Linked DNA regions of Homo sapiens: region 2 is linked to region 1. A link is a contact called in ENCODE Hi-C or POLR2A ChIA-PET data. All regions are on one chromosome and are shown on one strand. Each heading gives the region's core, a stretch centred on a gene start or an enhancer-like site at or near the end of the contact. The rest is flanking DNA. Distances are from core to core; before and after follow the strand shown.

The links. Hi-C counts contacts between places; a loop is a spot of excess contacts on that map. ChIA-PET counts read pairs that join two places held with the same protein, here RNA polymerase II (POLR2A). Pooled maps may share reads with other maps.
Region 2: a map of PC-9 shows a loop between it and region 1 (6-fold over the local background). The contact joins two enhancer-like sites. A Hi-C loop is called at or near these places in 9 of 168 maps with a recorded cell type or tissue (CD14-positive monocyte, Caco-2, Calu3 and 6 more) and 12 of 50 pooled maps. POLR2A ChIA-PET finds 5 or more read pairs at or near these places in 9 of 52 experiments (A673, Caco-2, HEK293 and 6 more).

The regions. Positions count from the first base shown.
Region 1 is chr3:194,535,003-194,539,717 of GRCh38, reverse strand. No RefSeq gene overlaps it. Among named protein-coding and RNA genes, the nearest start is that of TMEM44-AS1, 47 kb to the left of the region's middle. RefSeq lists enhancers at 2,404-2,698, 2,424-2,718 and a silencer at 2,424-2,718. Within about 2 kb of position 2,432, at least 19 of the 41 ENCODE cell types and tissues checked have a DNase peak (open chromatin) inside an H3K27ac peak, as active enhancers do; they include PC-3 and PC-9, where a contact is called at or near this core.
Region 2 is chr3:194,593,008-194,597,945 of GRCh38, reverse strand. The region is part of intron 9 of TMEM44 (transmembrane protein 44); the gene reads left to right. Among named protein-coding and RNA genes, the nearest start is that of TMEM44-AS1, 11 kb to the right of the region's middle. Within about 2 kb of position 3,150, at least 5 of the 41 ENCODE cell types and tissues checked have a DNase peak (open chromatin) inside an H3K27ac peak, as active enhancers do; they include PC-3 and PC-9, where a contact is called at or near this core.

The DNA of each region.
Region 1 (4,715 bases), core at 1,183-3,682:
TTTCACAGCTAGGATACTGAGGATCAGAGAGGGGAAGTGATTTGTTCAAAGTCACACAGCAAGTGAGTGTTGAAGCTTTGACTAGAAGTCAGCAGTTGAGGCCTTTGGGTGAGGACACCTCCACCCCAGGGTCAGCGGGTACTTTTGCAGGTGTCTTTTCTTCACTACATGCAAGATATCAGGTGTTTTTCAAAGCATGATCTCCTGGGTCCTATTAAATGATCTATCACCCCCTCACACAAAGCCTTACACATAGATTGACTCAAGCAATGTTGTTCCAGTGAATGAATGATTAGAAATCAGGTTGTCCTTCTGCCTCAGTCACTACCCTTCTTCCCATCTCACCTCGATTTCAGAATAAGCCAGGGGGAGGACAGAAATGCCGAATCCCCTTGGCATTTAAGGTAACAGACTTCAATTTCTGCAATATCTCCTTTCCTAAATCGGGACATGGATAACATAGTCATTTATATACACCACACCTTGTTCTGAAAAGGCTTTAGTACCTCTAGGGTATATCAATTGCTAAAAATAATAATAATAATGCATTTCTCTTTATTGTGGGTGTCCTAATACTCCACAGAACTGGAATTGGCTATTACAGACTCCACTAATTAATTCATGGTATATCCTCAGGGGCTTGGGAGCTCATTATGTAAATAAATGCAAAATAGATGGCAAATTAGAATTTCTACCCCACAAACTTGTCACATTACAAAGATAAAATCAGAAAAGAGTAATCACTATTTATCCACTCAACAGGCCAGTTGAGCTAATAAGTTTTTTTTGCAGTTACATAGACATAAACCTCATGTGAATGCCAATTAGAAGACTCAAACCTTGCTATGGCAGGACGAAGGCCCTTGACCATGGGATCTGCAATGACCAGAGATGCAGAGCGTAACAGACACAATAATACACATGTGGCAGTTGGGAGTCCTTCATCCTCGGCTTGGTTCCATCACTGTCTTTCATTCTTTTTTTTTTTTTTTTGAGACAGTCTCACTCTGTCACCCAGGCTGGAGTGCAGTGGCACAATCTTGACTGACTGCAACCTCCACCTCCCAGGTTCAAGGATTCTCCTGCCTCAGCCTCCCAATTAGCTGGGACTACAGGTGTGTGCCACCACACCAGGCTAATTTTTGTATCTCTCTTTTTTGCTGTTGTTGTTGTTGAGACGGAGTTTCAGTCTTGTCACCCAGGCTGGAGTGCAATGGCATGATCTCGACTCACCGCAGCCTCCGCCTCCCAGGTTCAAGCGATTCTCCTGCTTCAGCCTCCCGAGTAGCTGGGATTACAGGCATGCACCAGCACGCCTGGCTAATTTTGTATTTTTAGTAGAGACAAGGTTTCTCTACGTTGGTCAGGCTAGTCTCGAACTCCTGACCTCAGGTGATCCGCCCGCCTCGGCCTCCCAAAGTGCGGGGATTACAGGTGTGAGCTACCGCGCCCGGCCAATTTTTGTATCTCTAGTAGAGACAGGGTTTCACCATACTAGCCAGGCTGGTCTCGGAATCCTGACCTTAAGTGATCTGCCTGCCACAGCCTCCCAGAGTGCTGGGATTACAGGCGTGAGCCACCACACCCGACCCCGTCACTGTCTTTCTAAGCCACTTCTCTTCTTGATCTGCTTCTTGATGGACTAAACAAGTGCTCTCGCAGCCTTGACTCTGAGCTTTTGGAATCTAAACTATTTCTGGCTGTGGCCCAGGCCTTACACAGCTTTGGTGGCTCCCCAGGCAAAGCAACCACCTGCTTGTCCCGAAGGCAGTCAGCATATATTTGTGAGCAGGAAGAGCATGGTCATAACTGGTCAAATTACTCCCCTGTGACTGGCAAGGGCTTTGGATTTTGTCCTCACCGCTTCCTCCAGTGTTTGAAATTCTGACTGCTGCACTCTTTGCTGGGTAAACTAATGAGTGTATTTGGCTGGGTGGCATTCACTTTCTCCATCACTTTCTACAAGCAGAGCAGAACCTTACTCGGAAAAGCATTTCTAAGAAGCTTCATATCTAAGCCTGTCTATCGGCTGGGCTGGGGGATCGATCATATATGTGAAGATAAGGCAAAGACCACGAAGTAGCCCATGTGGGGGAAAAGAAAGTCTGCCTTCTGACTTGGGCTTCTATATTTCTTCTTCCATTTCCTGAGCCCTTTTTATGAGCATGGCACTGTGCCAGGGCTGGCAGCCAGTCCTGGCCTGGGTAAATGACAGCATGAGGAGGCTGGTAGGAAGGTAGGTGTGCTGTATCCTTGGTGGAAGGGCGATTAACCTCTGGGCTAAGCCTCAGGGTCAGGCCACCAGGCCCCAGGAAGGGAGCTGTGCCTCCAGAGCAGGCATGCATGTTCTGTCTGGAACACACGAGTATGCAAGTTGCCAGAAAGGTCCCTGGACTCTGTTGTTGTAGGTAGGTTCTTTGCTAGGCAATGGGAATTTAGAGATGGATAAAGCATGATCTCAGCCCTCAAGGAGCTCACAGTGGCTGCTCATTCATAGGCATTCCCTCTAAGCATGAGAAGTCCCAGTGGAGTGGCTAAAATCAAGTTTCTGGACATGTGGAAGTAAGGACCAAATTCTGAATGCTCTCTGGGCCAGAAAAATGCTGTTCTACCAGGAGGGCCTGAAAAAGGCAGCTGGACTTTACCCCTTCCCAGTGCAAACAGTGGACTCTATTGCAGTAACCACTATCCTCTCTAACTAGCACAGGTTTATTAGAATGTTAGAAAATCATTATTTCCTTTTATACTTAACTTGCTGTTGACAGTGACTCTGCACATATTCTCTGGCTGCAGCCCTGAACCAAGAGAGGAAACAGTAGCCTTCAGGCACCTCTCCAGGCTTTAAAATTATAAAATGTATCATATTTAGAGAAAAGTATGTGTACAATCTAAAGATTAAATAACGAGGCCGGGTGCAGTGGCTCACACCTGTCATCTCAGCACTTTGGGAGGCTGAGGTGGAAAGATGGCTTAAAATCAGGAGTTTGAGACCAGCCTGGGCACCTTAATGAGACCACCAGCTCTACACACACACACACACACACACACACACACACACAACAACAACAACAATAACAACAACAACAAAACCAAACTAACAAACAAAACCATAAAATAAAACTAGCAGAGTGCAGTGGCACACACCTGTAGTCCCAGCTACTCAGGAGGCTAAGGCGGGAAGAGCTCAAGAGGCAGCAGTGAGTTGTGATCACGCCACTGCACTCCAGCCTGGGCAACAGAACAAGACCCTCTTTCAAAATAATAAAATAATAGGCCAGGCACAGTGGCTCACGCCTGTAATCCCAGGATTTTGGGAGGCCAAGGCAGGCAGATTACCTGAGGTCAGGAGTTTGAGACCAGCCTGGCCAACATGGTGAAACCCCATCTCTACTAAAAATACAAAAATCAGCCGGGTGTGGTGGCTCACTCCTGTAATCCCAGCTACTCGGGAGGCTGAGGTAGGAGAATTGCTTGAGCCTGGGAGATGGAGGTTGCAGTGAGCCGAGATCGTGCCACTGCACTCCAGCCTGGCCAACAGAGCGAGACTCTGTCTCAAAATAATAATAATAATAATGACAAACACCTATCACCCACTAGTACCTTGAGGCTCAGCTGTGTGCCTCCCTGCAATCTCTGCTTCCCTGGGCACCACATCCTCCCCAGGTACTACCTTTAATGTCAGTCGTTACTGTTTGCTTTATAGTTTTGCCCTCTATATGACATATCCCTAAACAATCTACTGGTTGGATTTGAATAACTGAGTGGCTAGCACAAAGCTAGCTGTGTAAGGAAAGAGCACTGTTGCCAGTATTACATGAGATTTCCTGGGAAAATAAGCTGAATAGAGTTGCTGGGTCATGGAAAACAAGCTGAATAGAGTTGCTGGGTTATAATGTAATTTCAACCTTCCTGAGTCTTTAAAAGCCTCTTCTGGAGAAGTCAGAGGACAAAATCATGATCAAAGAGCAAGGCATGGCGGCATGTGCCTGTAGTCCTAGCTACTCAGGAGGCTGAAATGGGAGGATCACTTGAACCCAGGAGTTCTGGTCCAGTCTGGGCAACATAGTGAGACCCCATTTCAAAACAAAAACAAGGCTGGGCACAGTGGCTCACGCCTGTAAGCCTTTGAGAGGCCGAGGCAGATGGATCACCTGAGGTCAGGAGTTTGAGACCAGCCTGGCTAACATGGTGAAACCCCGTTTCTACTAAAAATACAAAAAATTAGCCAGCTGTGGTGGCGTGTGTCTGTAATCCCAGCTACTCGGGAGGCTGAGGCAAGAGAATTGCTTGAACCCAGGAGGCGGAGGTTGGGGTGAGCAGAGATTGGCCATTGCACTCCAGCTTGAGCAACAAGAGCGGAACTCCGTCTCAAAAACGAAACAAAACAAGAAAACAAACCAGAACAAAACATGCATCTATCTTCCTAATTGGAGGGGAGAAAGCCAAAAAAAAAGAAAAAAACAATCGTACACAGGCGCAGATCTAGGATTTGTGGGGTCTGAAGATTATATAATTTGGAGGACCCTTTTGTAAGATTATAAGTTCAAAATTACAAATACTAAATTAGGTACAGGGCCTTGGGGAGGGCATATATGAATAAAGGGCTTCCGTTTCATTAGTTTCAGGTGGATAAGTCTCTAACCATGAGGGTTCACCTGTGTCTGGGCATCTGGCAGATCTGCAGGATGGGCCAGGCACTGAAGACCCTGTAGAAA
Region 2 (4,938 bases), core at 1,901-4,400, 58 kb before region 1:
GTCCCGTGCCTGGGGTCTACATGTAGGTGACAGAGGCCCAGAGAGAGCAGGACTTATGGGAGTGACCCCTCACTTTCTGGGACAGCCAGAACCTATATTATAAATGCAGGCTTGACTTCCCCCAGCATTGAAACTGCTGAGGATATCCCATTTCACTGTTGTTTTTACCTAAATGGGTCAGGGGTATGTGTGACAGCAGGGACGGGACCAAACACGTATGCTGTGGAAGGCCTGAAGTTCACTGCTCCTGTAGGTTGAATTTATTTTTTTTTCTTTTTTCTTTTTTTTTTTTTTTTGAGACAGAGTCACCCAGGTTTAAGTGCAATGGCGCAATCTCGGCTCAGGGCAACCTCCACCTCCCAGGTCCAAGCGATTCTCCTGCTTTAGCCTCCCAAGTAGCTGGGACTACAGGCACCTGCCACCACACCCAGCTAATTTTTTGTATTTTTAGTAGAGATGGGGTTTCACCATGTTGGCCAGGATGGTCATGAACTCCTGACCTCAGGTCATCCACCTGCCTCAGCCTCCCAAGGTGCTGGGATTACAGGCGGGAGCCACCGTGCCCAGCCTCCTATACCTTTTAAAGGCTTCCTTTTCTTTCTTTCTTTTTCTTTAGCCCCTGGGATTCAAGAAAAGGTTCAGTCCACCTTTGTGACAAAAGTACATTTATAGACAGCATCCAGTCAATTTTTCCCTTCTGTGCTTCCCAGCATTGCAAGAGACGGGGTATAAGCTTTATAGGAATTCTGCAAGGAGGCTGTTTCTGTCATTGGAACAAAGTCTGCATAGTGAAGAACGCCTGTGCCTGGAGCCAGTGCAGTCCTGTGTGGGTGTGCGTGTGCATGTGGGTGTGTGCACGCATGCCCATGTGTGGGTGTACCTGTGTGGGCCATGAGAACAGTGCTAAATGCCAGATTGCTCTGTCTGAAGAGGGCCAAGTCCCAGGCCCGTGTGTTCCTATTAATTCTGTGCCTAAGGCTCTTGATAACCCAACTGCTTGTTCTCTCTCCAAACTTTCTGGCACCAGCAGATAAGGGCATATTCCCCTGGATGTCTGCCCTTTTTAAAGCCAAATCATTCGTTCTGGGAAAAAAGTATGCATGAGAAAGATGCTTCACTGGGCCCCAAAGGGAAACGGGCTGTGCAGGGGAAAGAACCTTGACCCAGGAGTCAGATGCACATAGGGGCTTTTGAGACGGAGTCTTGCAACCTCCGCAACCTCCACCTCCCGGGTTCAAGTGATTTTCCTGCCTCAGCCTCCCGAGTAGCTGAGATTACAGGCATGCGCCACCACGCCTGGCTAATTTTGTATTTTTAGTAGAGATGGGGTTTCTCCCTGTTGGTCAGGCTGGTCTTGAACTCCCGATCTCAGGTGATCTGCCCGCCTCAGCCTCCCAAAGGGCTGGGATTACAGGTGTGAGCCGCCGCACCCAGCACTGAGTCACTTCTTACACACAGAAAAGCTTCCATCAGGAAAACAGAAAAGTAAACCACCAGCAAAATGTGTGAATGAATCTTGGTAGCATAGCAGGGCAGGCTGCTGTCTGCGCAGAAACCACTCTGGAAAACTTCTGTACTCTTAGTCTCTAGAGGCATTTCCAATCCGCCTCCCCAAATCCAGGTAAGAGCCTCGTTACTTCCTCCTGGACTGGGGCAGGAGCTCCTGATTGCGATGCAGGCGCGCTCTGCCTCCTTTCATTTCCGTCCTGCAGGGAATACAGCAGGATTTTCCAACACTCGACCCCAGCCCGATGCTTCCCTGCTTGAGGCCTTCTGGGCGCCTTGCTGCTTACACTTTTAAGCCCAGGCTCCTAAGCCTGAGCTCCAGAACGCCTCCCCATCTGTGCCGTCTTTGCAGGTCCTTCCCCATGCACCCAGCCAGCTTTCTCTTCTCTGCGTTTCTCTGCCTATCTGTCTTCTCCTACCTTTCGCTGTCCTGTCTAAATCCCCCTTCCTCCAGGAAGCCTTTCATGATCCTGAGGAGGGCTGTCAGATATAGCAGGTAAGAAATACAGACCATCAGCCGGGTGCGGTGGCTCACGCTTGTAATCCCAGCACTTTGGGAGGCTGAGGCGGGCAGATCACAAGGTCAGGAGTTTGAGACCAGCCTGACCAACATGGTGAAATCCCATCTCTACTAAAAATACAAAAAATGAGCCTGGCATGGTGGCGCACGCCTGTAATCCCAGCTACTCAGGAGGCTGAGGCAGGAGAATCACCTGGACCCGGGAGGCGGAGGTTGCAGTGAGCTGAGATCACGCCATTGTACTCGAGCCTGGGCAACAGAGTGAGACTCCATCTCAAAAAAAAAAAAAAAAATAGAGAATGAGAACTGAAGCTGGTGTATGTCTGGCCAGTCTTAAAACTTTACAATCCATCCGAAGTCGAGCACCATCTCACCTCCCCAAGACTGTGGAGATGTCACTTCTCCCCAAAGGTAAGAGTAAAGAGTTGGACAAATGGTTTCTGAGGCCCCATCCAGCTTCCACAGTCTAAAATTTAAACCTAGAAAGTGACCCTATTTCCTCAGTAACTTAGACACATCCTAAACTCTTCCAGAATTAAAGAAACATTACTACATGCTATATAGACAAAGGCTATAGGATGCTTCTAGATTTCAGAAGCAAGGAAAAATGTGCTTTTAGACATGAGGCAAATTAAAATGCCGTATGCAGTGGTTTGAGGAGGTGATAGAATCATGTTTCTGAAGATGATTTTAAGGGCAAGTGGAAATGCTCATTGTATGTTAAAGGAGAAAAGCCATTTGCTTTTATTATATTATACATAATACATACATGTTTCAGAGGCATATTTAATCTTTGTAGAGGCCTTCTTCTAAGGATAGAATTTTGGTAGATCTTTGTTTTTTGAAAAATGTTCTATAATGAACACATTTGCTCTTGAAACAGGGAAAAGACTATATAATTTTATTTATTTTTAGGCTGGGGGGTTGAGGAGAGACCTCAGTTACAAAGATTTGGGTTAATTGTACTCCTTAGGCACACTATCATTAGCGGTTTATAAAGTAACTTTAAAAATACTGACTATTCCCACTAGAGGGCGCTCTTCCTAAATTTTAGATTGCCCATAACGCTGAAGATTTAAGCTTTGTAAAGGAAGTTTCAAGGTTTCATTTCAGCACAGCTGGGAGACTCGAGCCTATTTATTTGCTTGTTTGTTTGCTTGGCTTTAAATAAACTTTTTCGCTAAGTTAACTTTTTCAACCCTCCTTTATATCATCGGCATTTCTGTCTTTTCCAGAGTGTGTGGAACCATCAGTTTAGTAATTTGTATCCCTTCCAATTAATCTTTTTTTTTTTTTCAGTTTATGTTCCCTCAGCAGGATAGTGTTAGATGAAGAATGCTAAGGAATTATCACTAATTTTGTTAGGTATAATAATGGCATTGTGCTTAGGTTTTTTTTTTAAGTCCTTATCTATGAGATACATTTTGAAATATTTGTGGATGAAATGATTTACGCCTGGCTGGGAGCAGTGGCTCATGCCTGTAATCCTAGCACTTTGGGAGGCTGAGGCAAGCTGATCACTTGAGGCCAGGAGTTCGAGACCAGCCTGGCCAACATGGTGAAACCCCATCTCTACTAAAAATACAAAATTAGCTGGGCATGGTCCTGGGCGCCTGTAATCCCAGCTACTCAGGAGACTGAGGCAGGAGAATTGCTTGAACCTGGGAGGCAGAGATTGCAGTGAGCCGAGATCGTACCATTACACTCCAGCCTGTGACAAGAGTGAAACTCCATCATACACAGATAGATAGATATAGATAGATAGATAGATAGATAGATAGATAGATAGATAGATAGATAGAAAATTAGGCCAGGTGCTGTGGCTCATGCCTGTAATCCCAGCATTTTGGGTGGCCAGGGTGGGAGGATTGCTTGAGCTCAGGAGTTCAAGACCAGCCTGGGCACCATAGACCTCATCTCCACTAAAAAAATAAAATAAATGTCAGCCAGGCATGGTGGTACACACCTGTAGTCCCAGCTACTCAGGAGTCTGAGGCAGGAAGATCAGTTGAGCCCAGGAGATGGAGGCAGCAGTGGGCTATGACCATGCCACTGCACTACAGCCTGGGCGACAGAGCAAGCCCCTCTCTCAAAAAAATTAATTAATTGATTTTTTTTAATGAAAAATGTTAAGGAGTTGAACATGCTTTTGTTTTAATGTGATAATAACCCTAAATCCTGTGGACTGCTCGGACTGCCTGCTATTTAATTTAATAGACATTCCCAGATCAATGTAACAGATATTCATAGATTCTTAGCTCATGTCAGAAACATATGTTTCCCAGGCGCTGCAGGAGGTGCTGGAGTAACAAGGGCAGACGTGATGCCTGCCCTGCAAGAACTTGAGTCAGACATATTTGAGGTTTGGAGTGGAACCAACCATGCAGTAAACACTGACTACAAATGAATCTTGGCTGGTAGCAAATACCCCATATTTGCAAGGCAGGAATTTTATTGGCATCTCAGTTTTATGGGTTTGAGTTGAATCATCTCAGCCATGTGGTTAATAAATGGGAGATTTATTATTATTACTGCTACTCCTCCTAATAATAATAATAATTTCTACTAATAGTAATTTTTAAATCTTGATAGATTGTAATTTTTCCCAGGACGTGCAGCCCTTCATAATTATCATAACTATCTCATTGATCATTTAACTAAATTGTAACTGCTAGTAGCTGCTGCCTTCCTGCTTGCTGAAGTCACCTGTTCCTTTGCCCCCAACCATCTAAGGGCCTGTCTCCTGGCTCACTGAGCAGACAGGAGCTGGTCCTGAGCTCTGCTCTGCTGTGGGATGGTGGCAAAATCTGTCCAACACTTTTTCTGTCTCTCTTTTTATTCTGCAGCAGAAGTATTGGGAGGCCCTAAACTCGGAGCAGGTATGGACGATCATGCTCTTTCTCTTCCAGGAG